Regions from separate parts of the Homo sapiens genome. Here regions 2, 3, 4, 5, 6 and 7 are each linked to region 1. The links are chromatin loops, found by intact Hi-C in ENCODE. Cell type or tissue: PC-9. All regions are shown on one strand.

Region 1 (4,000 bases):
AATTTTTTGAAAGTTCCCCAATTCACATTGGAGCCACATTCAACATGCTTTATAGGTGTTGAAACAATCTCAGAGGGGCTGACTGACTGGGTCTGTCTGACTCTAAAGTTCTTTCTGTTGCAACTTGCTGCCTCCCCAAGTGAGACAATGGGAAGCTGAGCTCTAAGTTGTGGGGTTTCCACAATCATCATGAAATACCAACCAAATATATGTATATATGCATATATAATGGTGTATGATATATATTGCATGATGAAAAGATGACTTTTTTTTTTTTTAAAGCTAAAAGTCCCTGAATAAATCTTACAGGGAAATTTTAAGAGTTCAGTGAAAAAATTAGTGTTTGTAAAATGCTTAACACAGAGCTTGGTCCACAGAAAGTGCTCAATAAAAGGAGCTGCTATATACTATTATTAATAACTATTATTAATCCTCCTCATCATCATTGTCAAAACAAGGCTCGCAGACTTAAACTGCACATATGTTATAAGAAAAGGTGCTAAAACCCGAATCCTGGACTATTAGCTACATATGCTACTATCTTTCAACTAAACTGTACGGCTCTTACTGGGTAAATGTAGCCAAGTAAAACATGGTCTTCTGATTAGTGTAGGTAATATGTTCATTTTAAGATAGCGTCAAATCCATGATCAGTCTCCGTGCAGAGAACAAGCCCTCTCTGCGTTGCATTTGGGAAGGGGCCTCCCTTGCTGTTCTGCGGGGCTGGCTGGATCTTGTTCTCCTCTCCGAGTTGGAGGACCCCATTCCTGAGCAGCCGCTGGACGAAACCCGGCCCTGGGATCCCGCGAGGTCCCCGGGAGGCGCCTCAAAAGCCAGCCTGGAGCCCCGCAGCGGGGCGGAGGAGAATTTTGGGCCCGGGCTTGGGTCCCCGTACCCCGGGCATCACCTAATATCACCACCCCTCTCCCCGGGTCCCCACAAAGGCATCAAGCCAGGCCCCTCGTCACTGCCTCCACTGCGCCCTCCTGTCCCTCCTCCTTTCCTCGCCTTCGCGCGGGACGAAGTGGCCGGCGATGTCCCGAAAGCGGGGCGTCGGTGCCTCCCCCTCGGCGCCCCAGCTCGGCTCGCGGTGACCCTGCAGCCCAGGGCCGCAGCCAGGGACTCCCCACACCGAGCCTCCAAAGAGCCAGGCTTCGAAAGCTGCCCGTCCCTGTCAGCGCGGCAGGCGGTCCCGGAGCCAGGTCCCAGCGCCTCCCAAGGCGGGGGGAGGGGGCGGCCCCCACACCTGGACCCGCGGACACCTGGGCGGAACCCCAAGCCGCAGCGATAGAACGGCCCTTTGGAAATCAGATTACCTGGATCCTGGTTTTCTCCGCATTCATTTCCCTTCTTGTTCCCGAGTTCCACCAAGAGGAATTGAGTTCTGCCCCTTTCAGCGGCGCAACTGGGTTAACTGGGGAGCTCTGGACCCTATGATCTCGGCATCTTCATGGCCATGCTTATAACCCATGTTGCTTTGAGTTTACATGTCATCTTGGCATTTGCTAAGGTCCTATTCGAACTTTTCAGTCTTGAGGCAGACTCCTTAGAAGGAGTTAAGAGAATAGCAAGGGTAAGCAGTGCCCCTGTGTGGCCAAAATGGTGGTGGCAGGAAAACCAATGAGAAAACACAAAGGCAAATCCACGAATATGAGGGTCAGCTCTAGGTTTGGCCTCCCCTTTACAAGTTTCTTCTGCACTTTCCACTCCAGAAAGCCTGGCTTTGATTTTGTTTTGGACATGGCAATTTATACTCACTTTTTATCCGGTTATTCTCTCACTTCATGTGGATTGGAGCCCCAGATGTGCCCAGTCTCAGATTCGAGTCTGTCCTAGCCATAGAACACCAGTTCCCTCAAGGAGAGAGGTGGAGTCAAGATCAGGACCAACAGGACATCAGAGTTCAGGGCTGTCTGATGAATTCAAGGAGATTCTTATTTAATCCATTTTCCATAGGAAACATCGACTCCTGGAAGAAGTTGGTGTGGGCTGCCTGGGAAAGGAGGTTTAGCATCATATGTGGGCTGGTGGTGGTGTGCTCTGGCTAACTTAACATCAAGGGATAGGGAGGTTCTGTCCTCAGACCCAACTGAGTTCCCATCATCCCCCACACCATGCCACCCATCAGTGAGTACAACCTGTAGGGATGCCCTGGAGGCCAAACTTCCCCTAAGTGCTGGGCTTTCAGCTTCTCTTCCCAGAACATCAGACTGACTTAGCTTTGGAATAACTTGGAATTGCAGACTGAGCATTCTGAGAATTCTGGTGATGTTGCAGGGTAACCTGAAATGGGCTGCCCTCCAGTGGGGTTATTGGGCAGAGTAAGGGTCAGGATGGAAGTCTGCCACTTTAGCTGAGGCCAATTTATTATTCATTTATTTATTTATTTAGAGACAAATTCTCGCTCTGTCACCCAGGCTGGAGTGCAGTGGTGCGATCTCAGGTCACTGCAACTTCCACCCACCAGGCTCAAGTGTTCTCATACCTCAGTCTCCCGAGTGGCTGGGACTACAGGCATGCACCACCACGCCTGGCTAATTTTTGTATTTTTAGTAGAGACAGTGTTTTGCCATGTTGGACAGGCTGGTCATGAACTCCTGGCCTCAAATGATCCACCAGCCTCAGCCTCCCAATGTGCTGGGCTTACAGGCATGAGCCACCGCACCCAGCCAAGAAATTTAAGTACATTTTCCTTCTATTTATATTTTGTAAGGGGCAGAACCAGGATTTGGACCCAGGTGTCTAACTCTGGAAGCTAAAAGCTTTCCATTATAACAAGTTGCCTCACCTGAGCCCGACTTAAAATCAGGTGATCTCAGCTATACTGGACTCCAACAGGAGTCATTGCTATTTTCTTGCTGTTGTATTTTATTCAAGTTTAGAAAAAGAAATAGCCAAAAAGCTCAGGCAAGGAGCAGACAAGACACAAAGAACTCTGAGTTCTGCCTGGGGAAGGAGCAGGGGACATGAGTCACCTTCCCCTCTAGACACAGTACTGCAATAGGATAATCCTCTCCCAACTTCCAAATAGAAGTGGCCAAATTTAGTGGCAGGAGGAGCTAGGGGCAATGTGATTGCGACTCCCACCTCTATCCAGAGAACTGGCCCTAAAGCATCTCACCTGCTGTTTCACCGAGAGGCTCGTGGTCTCCAGCATCACCCAAGAGCTTCTTAGTAATACAGAATCTTAGGCCCCACACCCAACCCACTGAATCAGAATGTGCATTTTAACAAGATCCCCAGGTGATCCTCATGTACATTACAGTTGGAGAAGTGCCTAGAACTTGACCCTTCACCTCGTTATAACTCAGTAACTTCACTTGTGAATCAGGCACAATAGCACCTGCTTGACTCACCACTCCTGGCTGTATGAGGATCAGAGAGGACAATGTAGGAAGTTAGAGGCAGAGGTGTTCAGGAAGTTATCTCTCGTGCCCCCTCTACCTTCTCCACTGCCATGGAAGCCTAATCTCTCTCTCAGAGGGAGAAGACTAGCAGGTGGCTCTTCTCTGGAAGAGCAGAGGAAATCAGGGACCCTCAACAGCCCATCCTCCATGGCCCCTGGGGGAATCTCTGAAGATTCTAGCTTTTCAACTGAAAGTTAGGCTGTAATTGACACTGTGTAATCCAGTAGACGGAATTTTGCAGAAATAAATATGAAGCTTATATTTGGGTTTTTAAAAAATCAAATTAGGCTGGGTGCTGTGGCTCACGCCTATAATCCCAGCCCTTTGGGAGGCCGAGGCAGGTGGATCACCTGAGGTCAGGAGTTTGAAACCAGCCTGGCGAACGTGGAAAAACCCCATCTTTACTAAAAATACAAAAATTAGCCAGGCATAGTGGTGCATACCTGTAATCCCAACTACTCAGGAGGCTGAGACAGGAGAATCTCTTGAACTTGGGAGGCAGAGGGTGCAGTGAGCAGAGATCGCACCACTGCACTCCCGCCTGGGTGACAGGGCAAGACTCTGTCTCAAAAAAAAAAAAATCAAATTATATA
Region 2 (4,000 bases), 470 kb before region 1:
ATTGTTCATTTGTCCTAATTGGCTCATCTCTATTTTCTGTAAAGTAGAGGCTGGTTCTAATGCCTTAATTCGGTGTTCATGTGCAAAGGTAATTATAGGAGTTGCGTCATTGTGTCACGTCAGGTTGTTCACTATCAGGGATGACAGTTAAAGAGTGATGACTGGCAAATCTCTCCACTGTCATTGGTGGGGTGATACTTTGAAAGTATCAATAACATTTTACTCGGTGTTTTTAGCATCCATTAATGATTGCTGTCTGAATCTATTACACTGGGGATTGCAAAAATAGTGATTTTCAACTCTATGATTCCTTCTCTTAAATACATTCATGACCTGGCATCTTTCTGTAAAAACAGGCTTTCTCCCTGTACACAAGCTCTCTCGCTCTCTGTTTTTCTGTCATCACTATGGGTTCATGGATTTTGCTTTATTCAGTAGGTTAAAGTGACCAATTATCTTCAAGACCCCTGAATCTTTTTGACATCACCACATTTGTCTGAATGTTCCCTTGCTTTCTGGCCCAAAAGAATGTCTTGGGCTCACCTTGTACCTTTTCTGCCTCAGATCTGAAATCAGCCATTTCAACAAAAAGCCCAGGTTTCAAAGAACTCAGAGTAATTTTTACAGGTCAGGCACAAAACTAATCCCTTTGTCTTGTACTACTTCCCAGTCATGGATGTCATGGGTGTTTAATCGTGGTGTCATGATTCGTTTTTGCTCTTCTCTTAGTTTAGCTTTAATCCCATGTCTCCATTACTTAAGGGTATGTCTGATTCCTATTTTTGCAGAGATGTGGCTTGCCCAGCAACTACTGCACACTCCATGGATCTTACTGATCTTGAGTCCCTCTTAGCCTAGCACACTGATTGCAGATGGTAATTCCGAAGGCAGGATGAACAGGGAGATGAATGAGTGACTATTTTAGAGGGCATGCTTGGGAGAAGTAATGTAGTAAATGCAGCATTTACTACTCTTTCTCTAGTATTTAGCACTTGTGCCCAGTGAATGTTGAATCAATGTGGGCCCTAGGGTTTGAGGACATTATTTAGAAAATCTTGGTAATATTTGTATTCTCAATGATGATGATGAACTTGAACCAGGTGCTGAGGTGAGAGCAGGAACTGTGCTGCAGCATCGCCACAGTTCCCTTATCCCTTGTTTCATCACTTTCATTATATTTCTTGCCTTGCCCACCTGCTCTTTGCACTAACTGTAAGCTCTAAAGACAAAGGCCATTTTAATCCTGCAGACTCTGTTTCTTTGACATTTGCTATGTACCTGGCCACAGTCAGCACTAAAACATTTGTTAAATAGATGAATGAAATCAATAAACATCTGTTGAATGCAATTTAGGAGGCCCATATTTCATTATCTGCTTTGCTGCTACTATAGGTAGTATGATTTTGAGCAAGTTTGGGCTTCAGTGTACTCATTGGCAAATTGAGAGAGCCTGGGGTTGCAAACTTAAAAGCAGCAAGGGCTGGGCAGATGCCATAAGTAGATGAAGCAGACTGAGTGGGGACTGGCCGAGTGGAGAGTCAAAGCCCCACCCAAAGTAATCAGGAAACACAAGTAGGATGGCAGACCAAATGTGCACCAATGTCTACTTTTTGGAGAAAACACAGAAATATGCATGTCAGATATTGGCAACTAATTCAAAAGTTTTTTAAAAAAATTATTTTAGACATGGTGTATACCAAACACAAGTTGTCTTCAGGCCAGAGCTGGTCTGTGGGTAGGCAGTTTGCAAGATTAGTTATTTTGAGTTTATTTTCAGTTTGACGTTTAGTAATGCCGTTCAATATAGTATTGCTATGTTGTATTATGGCCAGCAGGGGGGGAAGTTTCCTAATAAATTTTTTTTTAAGTTTGGTCTCATAATAACTTTAAAGAAAATAGCAAAGCAGAAATATGAGCAGTGTAGGCTATGTCGGAGTGTCTAATTTTGTAATTTTTATTGTTAGAGACGATGTTTCTGTCTCTCTGTCACTTAGGTTGGAGGGCAGTGGCATAATCATAGCTCACTGTAGCCTCAAACTCATGGGCTCAAGTGATCCTCCCACTTCGGCCTCCCAAATTGCTGGGATTACAGGCATAAGCCACCACACTTGGCTCAGTTTTTCTTTTTCTTTCTTTCTTTCTTTTTCTTTCTTTCTTTCTCTCTCTCTCTCTCTTTCCTTCCTTCCTTTCTTTCTTTCTTTCTTTCTTTCTTTCTTTCTTTCTTTCTTTTTCTTTCTTTCTTTCTTTCTTTCTTTCTTTCTTTCTTTCTTTCTTTCTTTCTTTCGTCTTCCTTCCTTCCTTCCTTTCCTTTTTTTCTTTTTTCTTTTTTCTTTGAGACGGAATCTCGCTCTGTCGCCCAGGCTGGAGTGCAGTGGTGTGATCTCGGCTCACTGCAACCTCCGCCTCCTGGGTTCATGCCATTCTCCTGCCTCAGCCTCCCGAGTAGCTGGGACTACAGGCGCCCGCCACCACGCCCGGCTAATTTTTTTGTATTTTTAGTAGAGACGGGGTTTCACCGTGTTAGCCAGGGTGGTCTCGATCTCCTGACCTCTTGATCCGCCCGTCTCAGCCTCCCAAAGTGCTGGGATTACAGGCGTGAGCCACAGTGCCCGGCCGGCTCTGTTTCTAATTTTTATATATTTTGAAAAAGTGAGAAAGGATTTCAACCGTCCATGAATTCTTAAATTACTACTTAGACTGACTGGTTTATCAAGGAATCAAAGGAAGACATCCATTCATCCATTCGTTTCTCTGCTGTCAGGTAGACCTGCGATGTAGTACGAAAACGTGTAGATCATTTTATCTCCAGCAAAGGAAATAAAACTTAGAGGATTTGGCAGCTGGAAGTGGAAGGAAAAGATAAGAGGAAAAGAGTAACAGACATTCAACACCTACATTGTACCAGAGCCTTTTATGTGGCTTATTCTCACAACAACCCCTTCTTGTGACAAATCCTTCTTTATTTTTTTTATTTTGCAGAAAAAGAAAAGGCTTAGAGAAGCTCAGTAGTTTACTTAAGATAACACAGAAAGAGGCCGGGCGATGTGTCTCATGCCTGTAATCCTAGCACTGCAATTTGGGAAGCCGAGGCAGGTGGATCACCTGAGGTCAGGAGTTCGAGACCAGCTTGACCAACATGGTGAAACTTCGTCCCTACTAAAAAACACAAAAAATCAGCTGGGCATAGTGGCACGTGCCTGTAATCCCAGCTACTTGGGAGGCTGAGGCAGGAGAATCACTTGAACCTGGGAGGTGGAGGTTGCAGTAAGCCGAGATCGTGCCACTGCACTCCAGCCTGAGCGACAGAGTGAGACTCCAAACAAAACAAAACAAAGCAAATCAAAACAAAACAAAGATAACACAGAAAGAAGCAATGGTGAAATTCCAGTCCCTGTTTGACTCTACAGCTGTGAAAGTCCCACCTAATTACATTCTCTAAAATGCAGTGCTGGCAAATGTTCACCAACTAGCTGGGTGGGTAAGGGGGTATTCATATGTATTTATATAAATTTGTTATAAATTACATGAATATAAAGAATGGTAGCACATAATTTATAAATGATAATAAAGTATACAACAGTCTTTATTATAAATTCCATATGGCCAACTGGTTCTCATAGAATGCTTTTGTTGAGTTTTACCAGACATATAAGTATACTTATAAGTATAGACTTAAGTAAAACCTTAAGTTGGCTGTAGACATACTAAGAGTATATAGATAGACATATAGTATAGTATAGTATAGTATAGTATAGTATAGTATAGTACAGTATATCTATTTATATACTTACAGCCAGCCTAAGGTTATAATTCTTCCAACTTAAGGTTATAATTCTACCATGATTTGACAAAATCAGGCTATGAATAAATGCTTGATTACTACCTGATTTAGCCAAGAAGTTGCTCATGGTATTGATCAACAAGTATACTTTTGATGTCAGTGTTTGTTATTGTTTTCTTTTACATTTAAGACCAAAAGGAAACAACAAAGACGTATGTT
Region 3 (4,000 bases), 140 kb before region 1:
CTATTGCTTGTGATCCAAGAAGCCCATTGCCAGTCACTCTCTTTACTCAAGTAAGTCAGTTTGAGTGGCCTGTTTCCCCCCAAAACCAAAGAGCACCTGGAATAGGTGATACTTCAGCTTTGCATCATAGATTTTCTGGATTCCTATTGTCGATTGAAATTACAGCTGTTTCACCAGAAATAACTTGATAAATGTTTATTGGAAGCCAAATGTGAGGATCGACCCAGGAAGACACACCAACAAAGCTGGGAGTGTCCTAGAGTCTGTTACAAGTTAGAAAGCTTTTATGGGAAGGTTTAGAAGAGGGGAGGAGGACTCTTCATACAAAGAGTTGTCTTTTTGTTATTGGAAGGTATAATAGAGAGATTAGTCACTGGCTACAGATGACAACCTACAGGCTAAAATGTCTACGGGCAAGACAGCAAAGTTTCATGATTCAGAAACAAATCAGCAAAACTTCATGATTCAGAAGCAAATCAGCATCCTTTTCCATGTCAGGCATGCATTAACCACTATGTCAACAGTTTAAGGAAATCACGATAAGATTCCTTACTCAGAAACAGGATGTCCTCATGAATCACAAAACTTCTGCTAGGTGGGAAGTCTGACAAATGCAAGTTATTACTATTTAGTCACTTTCATGGCAGCTCGGCACAGATATGTTCTCGGATATGCTCATGCGCTGGTGTGGACAGAATGACAGGATTGGGTGGTGACCATCCACCCTTCCTTTTGGGGACTGCCTACAGAGAGGCCATGCCCTTGGCCTTGTCTGTTGGGTGTGGGCCATGTGATACTGCCTGGGAGGAATGTGGTTGGCTCCCTCTAGAAAACAAACCCCTCTTCCCCAAACTGCTTCCCAGCCATATTCACCCCCTTTGTCGCTGCTTATGGGGCTGAGCTCCAGGGCCTGCGCATTGAATGCTTCTCCCTCCCTGTGGACTGGGCCTCCCTCCAGCTCACATCTCGTGGCCACCACCACTTCCAGCACCAGTGACTCAACAATGAGGGCTGTGTACTACACAAACAGGAAAATAATATTAAAATGATTCCCAGTTTGGGGCAGTTTCACATCTGTCATTTTTTGTTGTTGTCCCCACTCCCAGCCCCCATCCTGTGAAAGCAGCGTCTCCATTTGCCTGATGTGGAAAGAGGCTGTGAGAGGCTGGGTAACTTTCCCAAGGTCGCAGATCTGGTTAATGTCAGAATCAGGACAGAGTTCAAAGGAAAAGGCCAATATTCCCTGAGGCACCAACAAGGTATTTACCTCCAGTGAGAACAAAAGCCGTAAAGCAGTAATTAAATGTCTCTTCCTTCTGTTCCCAGCTGACTTCCACTGAACCCTGCCTGACCGCTTTGGCACAGAGGGTGGGCACAGGTGACTTGGATAAGGTAGCAGGAGGTCTTCCCATCACACTTGAAGTCTATATTTCTCTCAGGAGTAATAAGCTTATGATGAAAGGATCATGATATAAAGAGCTGGTTATCTGTTCTATCAGGTTTCATGCTTCATCTTGCCCAAACAGTCAGCACTGCAGAAGGCCTTCAGCCTCCATCTACAGGCCTCTACCTCAGCTTTCCCTCTACCCTAGTTTCTTGAAAGTAAAGATCGCTAATTGATCTGACTGGCCAGAGTCCAGGACAATTCCTTTGACCCCACTTTCCCAGTGGATAGGTTTACTACATCTTAAAGGTCAGGACATGGGGGCCAGGTGCAGTGGCTCACACCTGTAATCCTAGTGCTTTGGGACGTCAAGGCAGGAGGATTGCTTGAGCCCAGAAGTACAAAACCAGCCTGGTGGTGAGACAAAGTGAGACCCCCACCTCTACAAAAGAATTTAAAAATTAGCCAAAGACTTGGGAGGCTGAGGTGGGAAGATCACTTGAGCCCAGGAGTTCGAGACTGCAATGAGCTAAGATCACACCACTGCACTCCAGCCTGGGCGACAGAACAAGACTCTGTCTCTAAAAAGCATTAAAAAGAAAAAATAAAGTCAGCACGTTGGGCTTTCCTTCTTCCCTGAGTTCATGCAATAGTCAGACCCAGGACAAGCCTGCCTCCACGGACGGGTGAATCAGGCTCTTGTCTGCCTCTTTCCTGTCTGGCACTGAGTGGGCAAATCAAGCCAGAGGAAGCAGCGAGCTTCATTTATACCATCATCCCAGCTTTGAATGCTCCAAAACAGCTTTCCTTCTAGCTCAGCCACAAATAAAGCGGGGCTTTTGTTTTTCATGTCGCTGGTGGCGTGCTGGTAAACTCTTTTCAACCAGCTCTTCTCAGTGGAGGTCCGAGGGAGCCAACCCTGATTTGTACATTTGCCAATTTCCTTGTTGTAAATACACTCCCCGTGGCCAGTTTAAAAAAACCCCACATGACATCATTCAGAAGATATGCACATTAGCACACCATTATGTAGTATTTCGACCACACAGACACAACAGGCATAAATGAGCTCAGGAGTACAGATGATAGAGAACTGTAGCAAAATAATTAGGAAGTGATGAATTGTGAATATTTGTTACCTTCGTCTTAAATATGATTTAATTAAAAGTTGATATGGTTAAATTTTTAATAATGGTTGTATTTAATAACCAGCTCATAACATTCCTGAAAATTTGGCAATTAGTTCTCGTGAGCCCATAGAAACTGGCTCCGGCACACCACTGCATTTATCTATTATTCCTTGCATGTGGTGTTCTCTCAATCAAGCTCTCTATTGCTTTCCTCTGCCAAGCGCCCTTTTCTTTGAGGAACAGCCTCTTTTGTTTCATTTTGTTCTGAGGGGCTGTCAATTACATGACAATTACATCCCACCAACCGACGGTAACAGGACCTGTGCCCAAAGTTAGTCCAAGCCATGGGGTGACTGGGGAGGTGGCAGGCCTGAGTGTGGGCATTTCTGGGACCTTGGCTGTAATACTACCAAACTATCAACCCCATTCTCTCTTGCCAAGTTGTGGGAAGCAACCTAGCCAACACCAAAACCACCCCCTACCAGTATTTACATGTATTGGAAGACCTGACCTCACTGTGCTCCCCATCTGTCTCTTGCAGGGGCTCCCTCCCTGCAGGGGCTCCCCCTCAGCAGGGTCACTGTGGGCTACCTGTGGCCCTAGACAAGGGTCACACTTATGAAGGACCCTTTCCACACAGCCCTGTCTGTTCTCAGGTTCTGGCAACCACTCCCTCCTCTCACACCTACCCGCCTAGGGTTAGCAACAGCTCGGTGGGTGATAATCCGCATTCCCTGCCTGCACCTTTGTAAACACTCTGTCTTAGTCCATTCAGACTGATATAACAAAATACCATAGACGGGGTGGTGTCTAAACAATAGAAATTTCTCATAGTTCTGGATGCTGGGAAGTCCGAGATCAATATGCCAGCAGATTCGGTGGCTGGTAAGAGCCAGCTTCCTAGTTCATAGAAGGTAGGAGTGGTGAATAAGCTTGCTGGGCCTCTTTTATAAAGGCACTAATCTCATTCCACCCTCCACCCTCATAACCTAATCACCTCTCAAACATCCCACCTCCTAATACTATTGCACAGGGGATTAGGTTTCAACATATGAATTTTGGAAGGACACAAACATTCAGTTTATAGCATAATCCCTTTATTAAACGCTCTTCAAATTAGCCAATTTGGGTGTTCCACGCATTTCCTGCAGGAACCTGGTGGACCTCCCTCTGTACTCCCCACACTGCTCTGTTCATTATGCTCACAGGAGGCTTTGTGGGCCCAGCGGACCAGAACACAAGCTCTGGAGTCAGCCCTGAGTTTGAATTCTACCTCTCCTATTTACTAGCTGCAATACCAGACTCACATTACTTTACCTCTTTGTGCCTCCATGTTAGTCACCTGTAAAATGAGGACAGCAGTCCCCACCTCGAAAGGTCATTATAAGGATGGAGTGAGATGGTCCATGTAAAAAACCTAATATAATATGTGATACCTACAAACTGCCAGTAAGTGTTGATGACTTTTATTACATTGCTTTTTAAA
Region 4 (4,000 bases), 1.1 Mb before region 1:
TACCTGCTCCCTAAAAACCTATTGAAAAAAACAAAAACAAAAACTTTAACAGCGCCCCTTTCTGGGTCTTCCGATTGTCATAAAGCTTTCTACCTATTTGTACCTCAGCAGTGTAGACAAGCCCTTAATGCTCTAACAGAACACCATGGGAGTCATCAGGGTCTAATTGTTTATTACAGTCTTCCCTTAGACCTAGTGGCAAAAGCCAGCTCCTTATCAAGGGCAGTATTAGCAGCTGTCAAACTAGTAGAGGCTTCTACTAATGTGGTTTAAGGATTTATTTAGACTTCATGATACCTCATGCTGCGCAATCCTTGTTATTTACTAAAAACACATTTCTCAGCAAGCAGGTTCACCTCCTATGAACTTTTATTACTTTCTCCCCCACACATTTCCACCCAGTGCTATAATACCTGAAAGTCTACTAACAGGAAGACAAATACCACATGATCTCACTTATATATGGGACCTAAAAAAGTCAAACTTATACAAGTTGAGAGTAGAATAGTGGTTACAAGAAGCTAGGGAGGTGGAGGCCTGGGGTGGAGGGAAGGGAGATGTTGATCAAGGGTACAAAGTTCCAGTTAGATGGAAAGAATAAGTTTGAGATCTACTGCACAGCATGTAGTAAGCATAGTTAATAATAATGTATATTTCAAAATTGGTAAAAGTAGATTTTAAATATTCTCACTATAAAAAAATAAGCATTGAAGTGATGGATATGTTAATTAGTTTGATATAACCATTCCACAACATATACATACACAGGTGTATCAAAACATCACATTGTAGCCCATATATACAATATTTATTTTTCAATTAAAATAAAGATCTAAATAAAAAATAAGAGGCATGAAAACTGAAAAAGAAAAACTCATTGCTTATTTCTCTTTAATTTTTAATTTGCACAAACTATACAATAATACTATTTGACAATTGCCCCCTAAAATTGCCAATAAGTCTGTCATATAATCTTACCTAAGCTTACATATATGTACATGTATATACTAATTTACTTTTTATGTTATTCATTATAAATATGTATATATACACTTCATTTTATATATAGCATATATAAATGCTTGAATAGAAACAGGTTAAAATGCTTTTATATCTTAATGAAAAAATATACTAATGTAGTAAAGAGATGGGGATTGAACAGAGCACCTACCAAACTTTCTTTCAAGAAATATTTTGATAATCAATAACTTCCTATATAAAGTATATCTCTTTGATCTCTATTTCTAATAAGTGTTACTCATAGACAAGTTTAACAAAAAGCCTGGTATTGTTTTTCCATTACCCAAAGAAAGGAAAATCCATGACGACTCAGTCTCTGTCTAAGCAATAACTGTGCTTCAGACAGATTTATTAGAAACTCCCCCCGGATTAAATTTACATGTAATCTTGTTTGTTGATAGGTCATTTTTTGAAAGTGAAATGGAAAAAATATCAGGCAGGATATATTGCAACAGTCTCAACTGACCCCTAAATCATGACTCCTTACCAGAGGTTAAACCAGCCCAGATGACAGAACTTATTCTATTCAGCAAAGCTTGCCAGTTGCCAAGACATTAGAGAGTTAACATTAATAGCAGCTATGCCTTTGGTGTTGTCCATGATTTTGGAATACTGTAAAAATAATTATGGTTTCCGATCTCAGTAGGAATCCCAATTTCAAGTAGTCAACCATTTTAAGTGTTCTAATGCTTCCTTAGGGGATGGTTATCATAAAGCCACACTGAAAGGGATAACGTTAAGGCTAGAGGAAATACCCTAGCTAATCTTTATGACATACAGTCCCGGCCCCCATGATATCCAAAAAGCCAAATCTTTGAAGAAGTTTAAAAAGCCTATTTTGGAATGCCTACAACTGGCTCCAGAGTCTGAAGAAAAAATGTGATAATAAATTACAAAAAGAAAATCTCTTTCAGGACACTTTCAGGACAGACACTTGGTGGCACCAGAGGACCTCAATGGAACTTTGTAAAAATTTTATAGGAAATTACCCCTCAGAGCAAGGACAAACTGAACATTATATTCAATCAGCATTGGTGGTGAAATTTTACTAAAATTGCTGAGGATGTCTCTGGTGTACAGCTGTCATTAGCACTGTCTTGGTAAAACTGTTATCCTTGTAAATCCAAGCCTTAGGGTCCCTATAAACACTTTCAAATGGATTTCCTAAAATTAACCCCTAGAACAGGTTCTGAGTATGTTCATCATTGCTTCCATCTTTTCAGGATGAACTAAAACTTCTTGCCAGAGAGCTACAGTTCTGTGAGTAGAAAAACAAATTACTTGATTTTGTGTTTCCAACCTGAGGATCTATCTCCAGGGACAGGGTTACTCATTTTACTGGGACTGTCATTACAGAACTTTGCAAAACCTTGTCATTTATTTAGAAATTCATTGCCCCCATCATCCTCAAACTTGAAGAAAAGTAGAGAGGACTAATGGCACACTGTATCTGACACTCTTAAACTTCCATGACCAAGAAGGTTACCTCTAACTCATAACACCATGAAGTCCATACTCCCCTATATTCATTGGCTTTTACCATATAAACTTGTTAAGAGTTTGCCCTATGAAGTTGGCTACTTCTCCCCTGATTTTGGACATTTCTTTACTTCAGACAAATGTGGCAAAACACTCCAAGGGACTAATGTAATCTGTTTCAGAGTCTTATCACAAACAGATAACAGTTGCTTTTCTTCTATATGACCAAAAGCTCAGAGGTAATGTCTTCTAGAAATGACCTCAGAAAGAAAAAACAAATATCCTGAAACCATGTTGGAAATAATCCTACCAAGAACTGCCAGCACAGTAGCTAACCCCTGGGGAATAGATCCTTGAATTCATGTCTCCCAGATGAACAGACACTAGGTTTCACTAATACATGGAATGCCATTCCATCAAGAAATTTAAATCTAAGGAGTCTTGAGAAAGCTTCAGAAGCAGACATATTCAGAAAGAAACAGCTACCATTCAAGAGGTATGGATCAAGACAGCCTCTACCCAAGACCTACAGAGTCTGTTTTTATATGGCCTGTGAGCCAGGAATGGTTTTTATATTTTTAATGGGTTAAAAAGAAAAATAAAAAAATAACATTTCAAATCACCTGAATATTGTATAAAATATAAATCTTAGTGTCCATAACATTTTATAGGAACATAGACACACTGATTCATGTAAGTACTGTCCATGGCTGCTTTTACACTATAACAAAGTTGAATGGTTGTGACAGAGACCATACTGTCCACAAAGTCTGAAATATTTACTACGTGGCTCTTTACAAAAAAAGCTTGCTAACACCCTACCTAGATAATCAGAGCTAAAGATTGCAATGCTTTTATTTGCAGGCTTTTGTTCTTTATTTTCTGAGGTACTTTCTTTCCCCTTTCTTAATCCAGCCCCTTAAGTGAGTAAAAACATATTATTTATTAACCATGATGGTTTCAAAGGTCCTTATCCTTAATATTGCTCCCTACATTCTTGGCCACTCTATGGTGTGAGTCCAATTACTAATGGAAATTTTTGATTTGGGGATGGCCTCTGTTCTCTTGGTTTAATATAGGTATTCCTAGCTGCTGGCTTTAAAGTGATCTACAAGTTCTGATAACAAACTTTTCTTTAGTGTTTTTCCACGTTGGTGTGTTCAGAAGTGTAACTTCTGGAATCTTAAGTACTGTTGCATAGCCACTGTCCTATAAAGTGATCCAACAAATTATGATCCAACAAAAGGAAAAACTGATACACACGCACACACACACACACACACACACCACCAGAAACCACCTACATGCCATCATGACTCTTCATCAAGCAGCATAAATCTTGATTGATCACATCCTAAATAATAATAGTTTATTTTATTTTCCAGCTCAGGTTGAAGAAGCAAAAGGGGACTGAGAACTAAAACCACCTGCATCAATATAACAGAGATATTCAGAGTAAGAACTGAGAATACCTGTGTCAACACAACTTAGTTTTTTGTTC
Region 5 (4,000 bases), 110 kb before region 1:
AAAAATATTTTCTTTCTATTCTTATTTTATAAGCTTTTTTATTTAAAAAAATTTTTAAAAACTTTTCTTGTTTTTGTTAAAAATGAAGACACAAGCACACACATTAGCCTAGTCCTACATAGGGTCTGGATCATCAGTATCACTGTTTTCCACCTCTTCATCTTGTCCCACTGGAAGGTCTTAGGGGTAAGAATACTCATGGGGCTGTCCTGTCCTAGGAGAGCAATGCCTTCTTCTGGAATACCTCCTGAAGGACCTGCCTGCTGAGGCTGTTTTTTTTTTTTTTTTTCTTTTGTAGAGACAGAGTCTTGTTCTGTCACCCAGGCTAGAGTACAATGGCACGACCTTGGCTCACTGCAACCTCTGCCTCCTGGGTTCAAGCAATTCTTCTGCCTCAGCCTCCCGAGAGGCTGTTTTATAGTTAATTTTTTTAGTAAGTAGAAGGACTACATGCTAACATGATAAAAAATATAGTAAATACACAAACCAGTAACACATTTATTATAAAATATTATATACTGTATATAATTATCAAAATATCAAGTATTATATATTGTGTTATATTTTAGTTTTGTAATAAACTACCAAACTGTCATCCACAGTAGCTATACTGGTTTGCATTCCCACTAGGAATGAATCAAAGTTCCCACTGCTGCTGGGCGTGGTAGCTCACGCCTGTAATCCCAGCACTTTGGGAGGCCGAGGCAGGCAGATCACTTGAGGCCAGGAGTTTGAGATGAGCCTGGGCAAAATAGTGAAACCCCGTCTCTACTAAAAATACAAAAATTAGCTGGGCATGGTGGCTTATGCCTGTAATCCCAATTACTCAGGAGGCTGAGGCATGAGAATCACTTGAACCCTGGAGGCAGAGGTTGCAGTGAGCCAAGATTGCACCACTGCCCTCTAGCCTAGGTGACAGAGCAAGACCTTGTCTCAAAAAAGAAAAAAAAAACCAGAAAAACAAAGTTCCCATTGTTCCACATCCTCACCAGCATCTGGAGTTGTCAGAGTTTTGGAGTTTGGCCATTTTAATAGGTGTGTCTCATTTTTGTTTACATTAACCATTTATAAGAAATTTTGGGATTTAAGAGCTGGAAAAAGATCTTGGCTTTGACCTCCTTTCCTCTCCTCCCTACCTCTGCTGTCCAACACATACATTTCATAAATGAAAAACAGAGGTGGAGAGAGCTAGCTGGTGGCAGGACAGAAGTCAGAGCTCTAATTGCTGCTGTAATATTCATTCAACACATAGTAATTGCCCTTATCGTCTCATTTGGAAACTATACTTAGTTTAATTATACTTAGTAGTGAGGAGTCCAAGAGACACAGTTGATCAAGCTAAAGAGCCAAGTCTTCTGTGCTCGTACATAATGACCATGTTCTCGCTAGGGGCCTTACTACGCTTCCTACATTAACAGTGAATGAATATGGTCTTCCAGTGGGGGCAGAGGGACTGGTGCCCTACAGAATCAAGAGCTCTGAATGGAAGGTTTGGAGTTTTAGCTGCAATCCAGCTAAACTATATCAAATTTATCAAATCCAGCTAAATATATCAAAATTATCAGATGCCCCTGTTTTTTTAGACAGGGTAACTATAATTTGTCTTTAGTTATTGAGGGATTTCTCCTTTCTGGGGAAGTTAATCATCTTTATCTCAGGTTTTTCTGAACATGTGGGTGTCCCAAGGCTTTTCTGAGTTTACCTGACATGTTCACCATTTCTTGATGTTGACACTGGGGGGAGCTGGTGTAGAAGGTCTAAGAGTACAAATAACCTTGTGGAGTGTTTTTATTATTAATCTCTTAGAAATCTAAGCCTGAGGGTTTTACCTTGGACACTAAGAACATTCTGAAACTGCCATTCCTCGCTGGCATCATTTGCACACATCGATTCTATCCAGAACCACACCCCAGCAAGAACAGAGGGCATGTCTTTGCTGGTTTCTTTCCTCTGTCTACCACTTCCTAAACTCTATTTTAACAGGGTGATGGAGGTGAATATTCTGTAGTCTAACAAATTTGGAAAATGCAGACTGGACAGGACTTGTGCATGTTAGCATTGCCCATCCCCAAATTCATGAGCACCTTGCTCTGAGGCTACCGAGCCCTGGCACCTGCTGTTGCCCCTCCCAGGCACACCCTTCCCTTCTTAGCCCTCTTACCTCCTACGTGTCCTTTGAGCTCAGCTTGAGTCTCCTCAGGACTCTGAATATACCAGATACCCCATGGAATGAGACAGAGGCATATATAATGACATTTAGGACAGCCAAACAGGCCTTTGTCATAATTTTAATTGTATGTGTCCTTTCTTTATCTTTGCATCCCTAGCTCCTAACCCTCTGCTGGGCACACAGTAGGTTCTCCAAGGTCTGGGAGGCAGCACAGGGCTGCTGTAAAAGAGCACAAGCTTTGGAATCAGATGGACTTCCATGTTCAATTCCTGAGTCGGTTACTTAACCATAATTTCTTGCTTAATCTGAACCTCCATTTCCACATTTATCAAATGGAAATAAAAGATCACCCTTAGAAGTGCAAAACATTAAATTTAAAATGTATGAAGAAAGTGCTTAGCCCAATACACACCTGACGCTAATAAATGGTAGCTATTACTTGATGCAAGCCTAATGAGGATTACAGTGGCACAATTTTTTTCCCAGGCACTTATTACCCCATTACATTTAGGAGACAGACAGGGGAGGCTCTTACCAGCTTTGGTAATGAGACACGCATCAAAATCAGATGAACAATTGACGGCTGTTTTGCAGTCAGCAGTTGGGTTAGGACAGTTGTAGCACTGCAGGCTATGACCTAGAATCAGGAAGAAAGTCAGGATCTCTTAAAGCAGCACTGACTTGTCCCCTGGCAGCCCACCATCTCCATTAATATGGGCCCAAAGTCAGCAACTTGTGGTATACTTCCACTCCCGCACAAATGTATAGCAGTTATATCTTTCCAAATTCAAACTACAGTTCCAGCAACATTTTTTGGACCCTGATGCAAGCACAAAGGAAATATCCACATTTGAATATCCATCTAACTGTGCAATTGAGAAGCTTCCTCCTAACCTGCAACTGGAAGGAGATTAGTCTGCAATGTAATGATGTGTTAAGAAGAAATTACCGAGAAACAAACAGAATTCTATAAGTGTCTTCCAAGCAATGAATATGCCCAATTAAATCACATCCTCGTGGGTTGATGATCAATGTCTGGCAATACCTATCTGCGTGAAAATACATTTTCAAAATGAAATATGTAAAATGTCATCACAGATTAGTATTAATAGATGAACATCTGCAATTGATTTGATGCGAGGGAACACTAATTTTGAACCCCAATTAAGCAAATGGTTATCCCCCTAAAAAGAATTCTATTCCCCTCATTAGTAGATGTGTATTATTATGCTGGACTCAATAATTATGTTATGAATTTTGTCAATAAAAAAATCTGTGAAAATTTTGTTTCTTATTATTGAGGTAAGTCTCATAATACCCTTGATTTTGCCTCTTGGTCTGCAAAGCTTAAAATATTTACTATCTGGGCCAGGCGCAGTGGCTCACGCCTGTAATCCCAGCACTTAGGGAAGCCGAGGAGGGTGGATCACCTGAGGTCAGGAGTTTGACACCAGCCTGGCCAACATAGCGAAACCCCATCTCTACTAAAAATAAAAAAATTAGCCAGGCATGGTGGTGCACACCTATAATCCCAGCTACTTGGGAGGCTGAGGCAGGAGAATCGCTTGAACCCAGGAGGCAGAGGTTGCAGTGAGCCACAATTGCACCACTGCACTCCAGCTTGGGTGACAGAGCAAAACTCTGTTTAAAAAAAAAAAAAAATTGCTATCTGGTCCTGTACAGAAAAAGTTTGGTAACCTCTGGGACAGGGTATCATTACTGAACTACCCCCTTCTAAGGGACTGACCGAATGCCAGGAGTACACACTGTCAAAGACAAGACAACAGCTGTGCACTTTAAACCCATGGGCATAGGACAGCTGGGTACCAG
Region 6 (4,000 bases), 660 kb after region 1:
CTGCAATACCTACCGAGCTGGATGGTGCTGAGGCCTTACAACCCCCTTCCAGCTCCTCTCCTCCATAAAACTGCCTTATTCTGTGTCCTGTTCTGCCAGAGTCAAAACCTATGGGGTAGTATAAGGCATACATGAGGTAATAACCCCCAGTCAACTGTAGAATTTATGATCTAAATGGAGACACTTTTGAGGATGAAAGGTAGTGCTATGGTAATAATAATTACTCTAGGATCACAGGCAGAAACGATGTCTCCTGGGCAAATGGGAGACAGTGTGAACTTTGATCACAATATATATATCTCCACAATCTACAATCCACATATCTGATTGAGAAACATTAAAAGAGGAATTTCAGAATGGAGTAGATTGGTGGAGTAGATAGTTTTACTGCTCAATATGGAACACTCCTGGCCTAGAGAGTGCTTGAAATCCCACCATTAAAGGTGGCATTGTGATTGCAGGAATTCCTTACAATAAGAAGAGGTAATGTATGACCTATTAAAAAGCAGTTGGCTTTTTTAGGTTTAGCCTATTAGTTTTGCACAGGGCCCTGGGGTAATAAAACCAGGGACAGGTTTGTTTTTTTTTTTTTTTTCAGGATTTTGCTCTTTTTGCCCAGGCTGGAGTGCAATGGTGCAATCTCGGCTCACTTGCAACCTCCACCTCCTGGGTTCAAGTGATTCTCATGCCTCAGCCTCCTGAGTAACTGGGATTATAGGCACGCACCACCATGCCTGTCTAATTTTGTATTTTTAGTAGAGACGGGGTTTCACCATGTTGGCCAGGCTTGTCTCGAATTCCTGACCTTAGATGATCTGCCTGCCTCAGCCTCCCAAAGTATTGGGATTACAGGCCTGAGCAACTGTGCCTGGCCAACAGGTTTTTTTTGTTTGTTTGTTTTTTGATGCAACCATTGCCAGGGAAGAGAGGTGCTTGTGGTGGGAGATGCCAGCACAGGGGCTGCACAAGAGCATGGAGACAAATGAGGTTGACTTGACATTTGGCCAAGCTGGCATTGCCAAACTGCATCTTTTTCCAGAATAAAATACACCCCTCTCTGTGGCCCTAGGATTTTTGTGCGAGCCTGTTCCCTTGGGAGGATCCTAAATGGAGTCCCAAGCTCCTTCTTCTGGAGCCGTTGTGACTTGGTCAAACTTGTCCTCTTTCAGGGAGTGCCCACTCTGAGCACAGGACACAGATCCCAGCTCTTGGCAGGTCATTGTCACTGGAGTTTTGGCTCCCAGGGCCCCAGCCATGTAGTGCCCAAGGGCCACCATTCTTAGCTTTTCTGCCTTCAAGCGCTCATGATGGATGAGGATCAAGAGGAGGCCAAAGAATCACAGAGCAGGAGGGTCCTCTGTGGTTTTTCTGTGCAAACAAGAGGCGCTGTCATATCCTCCTCTTCAAGCAGGGGGCTATTAGACTACTTGATTATCTCCAGTGGTGGGGATCGTCCTATCTCCTGTATCTTCTGAATTACCTTTTCAAAAGAAGGTACTAACCTTTAAAAAGATCCTTCTTAAAACTGAGCTGAGATAGGCTTCCTTTAACATCCTATAATATGCCTCTTGATTATATTAATGATGATGGAAAAACAGCTGCCATTTACTGCATTTCCATCTTCATATGCTGTTCTAGGTAATATTTCCCTGAATCCTCTCAAAAAGCCCATGGAGGTGTCATTATCCCATTGGACAGATGAGGCAGTGGGGATTCAGACAGCTTAAGCCACTCGCCAGAGGTTCCGTAGCTCGGAGTATTGGAGCCAGGGTTGGAACACAGGTCTTTCGGATCTCCAAGCCCTTGCTTTGTACTGACTTTCTGTGAATCAGCCCTGTTTGCTGTGTGACCTTGAGGAAGTCACTTAATGTCTCAGGATATCAGTTCCTTTATCTATGTGTGACTTTGAGACATTAGAGCTCGATGTTCTCAAAGAACCTTTCTGGATTGAAAAAATGTTCATCGACATTCTGCATGCAAAAGGCCTGTTGAAGAGTTAAATAATGCTATTGGCGCCACCTTCTGGCCACTTGATCCTTGACCATTAGGAATGTGATGAAATGATAATTAGTTGGACTCCTGTAGAAAAGGGAAGGTAGTCTATTTAATTTTATTCCTCTTCTGCTTAATGAGAGATGAAGCACAAACCTCTTTTTTGTCCATCCTGTGTGGTTTCAAATCATTATGAATATACTGTATTATTATCAGCCTGGTGCCTGGGCAGTCCCTGAACGTGGTGTCCGTTTTTCTTTCTCTTTTTTTAAATGCACTCAATTTGCATTTTTGTAACTCGCTCCCTTTTCCCTAAAATCCCCAATTCTGGCATACTAGCTTCCAGTTATTGAAGGTTTGGATTAACGAGAACTCCAGTTAGTAAAATTTTGCTGTGCAATTCACACGATGGGAAAGGACTTCTCAAAGTTGTTTGGTCCTAATCCTGGTCCCTCCCCTGGAGGTCTGGCCCTCTGAACACTGACCTTGTGTGCGGATGTTCTGGAGGATGAAGTACAGGTACTCGCCGCAGAGGCCAGCTGCCTCGACGAACTCCTCCTGTGTCATGCTGCACAGCTGCAGGCCACTGATGTTGAAGTTGCAGAAGGAGATGCAATTGGTGTCCAACTTGTACTGGTCGCAGCAGAACTGGAGCCACTCCCACACATGGCGCTTAGTCCAGTATTCAGGGTGGACTGATGTCCAGTATGAGTCACAGGCTGCACCAAAGGAGAAAGAAGTGAGGGACAACAGTCCCAAGACAGCCTTCGAGAGGGCCCCTGAAGGATGCATCAGTTAAGTAACATCCTCATTCCTCAGCCAATAAGTTGAAAGGGCCTCCAGCCCTGGGTGTTCTGCAGAGCCCAGGTCACCTTCTATTCTGCAGAGAAAACCAGAGGGACTGGATCCTACAGATGAACTTTGGCATCATAGAGGGAATGACAGGGGCAAGAAAGAACCAGTCTTGGTGCTGATGCTCAAAAAAAAAGGCATTTAGTGGAGAAAGAAAGAAAACAGCCCTTCAGTTATTTGATTCCAGATAACATGATATCAAAAGCACAAACTCAGCTGTTTGACAAGCTGGGTTGAAATTCTGATTCTACCACTTTCCGCTTGGCAAGGTCTGTGGACATTGAAGTCTCAGTTTCCTCATCTGTAAAATGGGGATAATATGCTCAATGCCCAGGACTATTATGGAGTTTGGGGTTAATGTATGTAGAATGGCACACAGAAACTTACCAACCAATTCAATAGTTACTAAATGCCTACCGTGTGTCAGAAACCATTTGAAGCTGGTTTTGATTCCCTATGCTTTAAAGGGCAGCTGCCCAATGCTGGCTATTTGTTTCTGCACAGTTACTGGCAATCTTGTGCCAAGAACCTTGGGTTATTAGACATTGCCCAGAGTCTGACAGTCCTTGCGTCACCATAGTAGGCACCTCCAGAGGAAGGTGGTCATGGGAGAGTTGGTTGTATTGTTGTTCTTGTGTTTTTGGTGGTGTTCAGAGTAATTTCTATCCTGAGATCAGAGCCCCCACTCCTTTAGAGGAGTCGTGTACATGCCTAGACAGTTGTGAGTGCCATCTGTCTGGGAGGCTGGCATGTGGCTTTGCCTGGCCCAGGGGTAGAGATTTGGTGTTCAACAGTTCTGTCCTTCTGTTCTTAGGAGAAATGGAAAGTGGGGTGGACATAAGGTATGGAAGAGGTGCTGTATTAGGTACTTGGTCAGGCTCTTTGACATAAACAATTATTGTATCTGCCATGGAAAACATTCATTCATTTATTCATTTCATTCAATAAATAAAAGCTTTAGTTTCCTTACTGGTAAAATTGGAATAATTACAGCACCTGTATCATAGTGCTGTTCTGCAGATTAAATGACTTAATATACATAAAAGTACCTGGAACAGAGCCTGGAGGATTTAAATGCTATTACAAACATTATTATTGAATATCTACTATGTGTGCAGCCACACGTTGTATGTTAAGGATTCATGGTGGACAGGTT
Region 7 (4,000 bases), 1.5 Mb before region 1:
TCTACAAGGGAATGATTAGGAGAAACTTTAATTCATTGTTTCATAACAATATGTGCATTCATTTAATTTTAACAGAACAGCAATTTTTGTTTCAGTTAACTTAATATTTTAAATAATGGAGCCAAAGGTGCCTGGCTTTTTGAAGTGTCTGAAAGGAAGCGTTAAATTGTTGTTTTTAACTTGGAGGCTGTTGATCTAAGGGATCTCCTTTTCTTTACGTCTGAGTCACATCAAGTAAACTACAGCTGAAATGCCTACTGGAGCCAATACCCAGTAGGTCATCTTGGGAAGGCTGGAGACCTGGAATCAGCCAACATTGGTTAAAGAGTTCTATGTGCCAAGCATGGCACATCCTATATCTTCTATAAGCCTTACAATAACCCCAAGGGGGAGCACAGGTGGTTATATGGAGTTTCCAGAGTCACCGAACTAATACATATGAATTAGGGGTCCAAGCTTAGTATCCATTTCTATTTATTTTTTTTCTATTTTTAGACGGAGTCTTGCTCTGTCGCCAGTTTGGAGTGCGATGGTGCAATCTCAGCGCACTGCAACCTCTGCCTCCCAGGTTCAAGTGATTCTCCTGCCTCAGCTTCCCAAGTAGCTGGGATTACAGGCACCCACCACCACGTCCAACTAATTTTTGTATTTTTAATAGAGACAGGGTTTCACCATATTGGCCGGGCTGGTCTTGAACTCCTGACCTCGTGATCTGCCCACTTCAGCCTCCCAAAGTGCTAGGATTACCTCACCTCATTTAATCCTCACCCTATGTTGTTCTTATTCCCATTTTGCAGATGTAAAAAAAAAACAAAAACAAAAAACAAGGCTTAGAAAGGATATGTAACGTGCCCATGGCCACACCGGGAAGCCATCTGACTGCAGGGACTTCCTTCAGTCATTCTCCTACACCTACCCAAAAAGCAAATTGGGCCACACCCTCACCATTTCATGAGTGGTACGATGCTTTGAAGTTATGAGCTCCCATAAACTTGTGAATAATGCTGACTGCCCAGGCAAGTGCTGGATGAATTTTGTGACATGTAAGGACACAAATAAGTGGAATTCCAAGGCCTCCAACTGAGAACATTCAACACACACAGAGCTCACAAGGACACCAGCAAATGATGCATACAAACTACAGTTGAATGATTTTTCACAAGGGGAAAGAATGGTATGATCGGAACTGGCCAGAGCTTATCATAAGAAGCTAAACTCTCAGAGGATATGATTGAAATAAAAAATCTATCTGTTTTTACCCTGTCGATGCCAAATGCTGAATTTCCCCTCCCTCCTGGCTTGGGAGATGAAGTCAGTGGATCTTCTTTCTGCCTCACTGGCTTTTCAACATGCAACTTGATAGCTTCTGGAAACAAACCAATGAATACAAGATCATCAAAGTGTGTTATTTTAATTAAAGGAGGGTCCTATGTGGTGGGGTGGGGCGAGGGGGCAGTAAGTCTGTTAGTGGCCAACCCAAGTAGCAGCTGAGAATCTAGTTAGCATGGTCTCTGTCTCACCAATCCCTCCTTCTGGTTCTGCTGCCACATCCCGGCCCCTGACTGGGCCCAGTTCTGCTCTGAACCCACAGCAAACTGGGTGAACCCACAGCAAACTGGGTCAGCCCACCTAGAACATCACATGTGACATTTTCCAGATATGCCTCGAAAAATGCAAAGTTTGTGCTTCAAAGCAGCCATCACTGCAAACACTAAAAGACAGGCTTGCAATGTAATAGGGCTTTGAAAAAGAAAAAGAAGAGGAAAAAAAAGAATGAAAGTCTGGGCTGCCAAAAAAATTAATTGGCATTGTTGTAAAATTGTATTGCACAGCGAGAATACAAATATTATTCATGTTAAGGAAAGGGTTGACCTAAGATGTGATTTATAGGCACTTCAAATGCAGTACAGGAAGTAAACGGAAAAATTAGGGTGCGAGGTCACTGAGTAGGCAAGAGTCAACTTAAGGGTAAAGTTAAAAACTTGAGGAAGGGAGCACACAGTTCATCTTGCCATATTAAATTAAGATCTGTCTTCACTTTGAAGAAATGGAAAAAGTCAAATATTGAGGTGGGTATGTTACTAAAGGCGTTTTCTTATCAACAAGCGAGAAAGTAGGAATACTTTTATAAGGGATGAGGAATGCCGAAGGGATGTTTCATAAGGAAAATAAAGAGGCAGGTTGATGCAATCCATGAATCAACTGTGTTATCAGTAATGTGAACAAACAACAGTTACAAGTTAAAGGGCTTTAGAGGCACTGCACTGAGCAAAAGCAAGGAATCCAAACTGAATTTTGTTTTTAGGGATGTGTTGTTTCATTTTTTTAATTAAAATAGTCTAAATTGGACCGGACAGTTCTCAAGCTTATCAATGGCCAGGAAGAGGCGATTGAGACAGAAAGGGATGTTCGGCTGTGAATTCACGGATTCACGAACACAGGATTCAGCTCTCTCTAAGTCATCCTGCTCTCTGGCTGTTCTGTTTCAACCCAGTTTGCATTAAAAGTTCTCTTCCTACCCGCACCCCGCACAGGGAATATGAATGTTTCCCAAAGAACCACTAGAGGGCAGAGCTTTGTGATGTTTTGAAATTAAAAATTGCTCAACCAGCCCAGGAGTCATCGCAGCCACCACCAGGAGTCATCACAAGAAAGACGGTGACTGTATCCCCTAGGCCAACGTCCACATAAAGCGCAACAGCCAAGAACTCTGTCATCCTCTTAGGCGAAGGAAACCAAGGCTATGGCAGCCAGGGGCACAATCACTGCCTGACAAAGGGCAGCCCAGAGTGGGGTCCTCCATGCAGAAAGGGATCAAGAGAAGCAGAGGCTATGAGACATGGAATCAGCCCCAGCACCCGCCCCTGGGGAGGGGCTTCCCCTAGGTAGACAGGGCTCACTCCCTTCACATACCTGAGGCTGCTTCTCCTGCAATCTTTCCCACCTTCTCCACACCCCTGATGTTCCTTTTACTGTGGTTCATCTGCATATAAAAATGTTGGGTGAGAAAGGACAGGAAATCAGGACCATCAACTCCGTGGCAAAAGCATCCCTCCTGTGTGGCCCGCATTTAGAACTCCCAGTGTCCTCTGTCATCTGTAGGGCTGTTGGCCTGCAGCCGCCAGAGTCACGGTTGCAGGCAGCATCCTGGCGGCTGCAGTGGTGCAGAGAAAATGTGGCTGGGAGAAATCTGAGTGGGCCCCTCGGCATCAGTCCTGGGCTGCCTCCTTTGGCTCCCACAAAACCTAATCCCTCTGGCCTCTAAGAGCATTCTCATGCTGGAAAATTAGGGAGTGTGTTCCTGGGGCCCTGAGTCCTTTCACTGTCCCTGGCCCTGCCTGGGGACCTTGACCTCCAGGGCCATTGCTAATTACCAACCATCACCCATCCCTGCAGTAAGGGTCCTCATTAACCCAAGTCCTCCCAGCGTGTCTAGCAGAGAGAAATCTGATCTCAGCTAAGGGTGTGGGAAGGGGCAATGGGAATTTTCTCCTTTCTTTTAAACTTGGAGTTAGAGTTTTAGGCCACCTATGATTAAAATGTTCATCGAGGCCAGACACAGTGGCTCACGCCTGTAATCCTAGCACTTTGGGAGGCCAAGGCAGGCAGATAATGAGATCAGGAGTTCAAGACCAGCCTGACCAATATGGTGAAACCCCGTCTCTACTAAAAATACAAAAATTAGCCGGGCATGGTGGCAGGCACCTGTAGTCCCAGCTACTTGGGAGGCTGAGGCAGGAGAATCGCTTGAATCTGGGAGGTGGAGGTTGCAATGAGCCAAGATGGCGCCACTGCACTCCAGCCTGGGCGACAGAGCGAGACTCCGTCTCAAAAAAAAAAAGTTCATCCAGGCAGCCTCTGATGAACTGCTCTAAGCCTGTTTCCTAACCTGTTAAAAGGAGAGAGTAGGATTAAGTCTCTGATGAATCACTAAGAGGCTGGACTGAGATAATGAGGTAGTCTTTGTAAAGCCCTGAGTGCCGGTTACTTTTCAGTCTGC

Evidence for each region. Peaks named below come from ENCODE experiments on the same cell type or tissue, not always from the same donor. Only the 100,000 strongest peaks of a DNase experiment are listed, where the experiment ranks them.
Region 2: it touches region 1 in a loop (12-fold over the local background); 60 of 110 quality-filtered maps call a loop at or near these places.
Region 3: it touches region 1 in a loop (7-fold over the local background); 12 of 110 quality-filtered maps call a loop at or near these places.
Region 4: it touches region 1 in a loop (20-fold over the local background); 2 of 110 quality-filtered maps call a loop at or near these places.
Region 5: a loop joins it to region 1, with 5 times the contacts of the local background. A loop is called at or near these places in 16 of 110 quality-filtered maps.
Region 6: it touches region 1 in a loop (5-fold over the local background); 4 of 110 quality-filtered maps call a loop at or near these places.
Region 7: it touches region 1 in a loop (17-fold over the local background); 2 of 110 quality-filtered maps call a loop at or near these places.

What each region holds. Positions count from the first base shown.
Region 1 is chr11:33,828,130-33,832,129 of GRCh38, forward strand. No RefSeq gene overlaps it. Among named protein-coding and RNA genes, the nearest start is that of LINC02721, 7.8 kb to the left of the region's middle. RefSeq lists a silencer at 1,568-1,657. In PC-9, a CTCF peak has its summit at 1,569; DNase peaks (open chromatin) are centred at 1,572 and 3,332; H3K4me3 peaks cover 748 bases; H3K27ac peaks cover 1,367 bases.
Region 2 is chr11:33,360,717-33,364,716 of GRCh38, forward strand. No RefSeq gene overlaps it. Among named protein-coding and RNA genes, the nearest start is that of KIAA1549L, 13 kb to the right of the region's middle. In PC-9, CTCF peaks have their summits at 1,822 (motif pointing right) and 2,025; a DNase peak (open chromatin) is centred at 1,825.
Region 3 is chr11:33,690,011-33,694,010 of GRCh38, forward strand. No RefSeq gene overlaps it. Among named protein-coding and RNA genes, the nearest start is that of C11orf91, 8.8 kb to the right of the region's middle. RefSeq lists an enhancer at 117-1,316. In PC-9, a CTCF peak has its summit at 1,811; DNase peaks (open chromatin) are centred at 561, 1,261 and 2,311; H3K4me3 peaks cover 1,917 bases; H3K27ac peaks cover 4,000 bases.
Region 4 is chr11:32,711,736-32,715,735 of GRCh38, forward strand. All of the region lies in intron 3 of CCDC73 (coiled-coil domain containing 73), which reads right to left. Among named protein-coding and RNA genes, the nearest start is that of CCDC73, 81 kb to the right of the region's middle. In PC-9, CTCF peaks have their summits at 1,954 (motif pointing right) and 2,153; no DNase peak of the experiment used is centred here.
Region 5 is chr11:33,714,665-33,718,664 of GRCh38, forward strand. CD59 (CD59 molecule (CD59 blood group)) reads right to left here. Exons shown (of 4, transcript NM_000611.6): 3 at 2,706-2,807. Among named protein-coding and RNA genes, the nearest start is that of C11orf91, 16 kb to the left of the region's middle. In PC-9, a CTCF peak has its summit at 1,755 (motif pointing right); a DNase peak (open chromatin) is centred at 1,787; H3K27ac peaks cover 796 bases.
Region 6 is chr11:34,491,002-34,495,001 of GRCh38, forward strand. ELF5 (E74 like ETS transcription factor 5) reads right to left here. Exons shown (of 7, transcript NM_001422.4): 3 at 2,478-2,711. Among named protein-coding and RNA genes, the nearest start is that of ELF5, 21 kb to the right of the region's middle. In PC-9, CTCF peaks have their summits at 2,016 (motif pointing left) and 2,219; no DNase peak of the experiment used is centred here.
Region 7 is chr11:32,310,488-32,314,487 of GRCh38, forward strand. No RefSeq gene overlaps it. Among named protein-coding and RNA genes, the nearest start is that of WT1-AS, 120 kb to the right of the region's middle. In PC-9, CTCF peaks have their summits at 2,498 and 2,707; DNase peaks (open chromatin) are centred at 2,084 and 2,654; H3K4me3 peaks cover 948 bases; H3K27ac peaks cover 2,118 bases.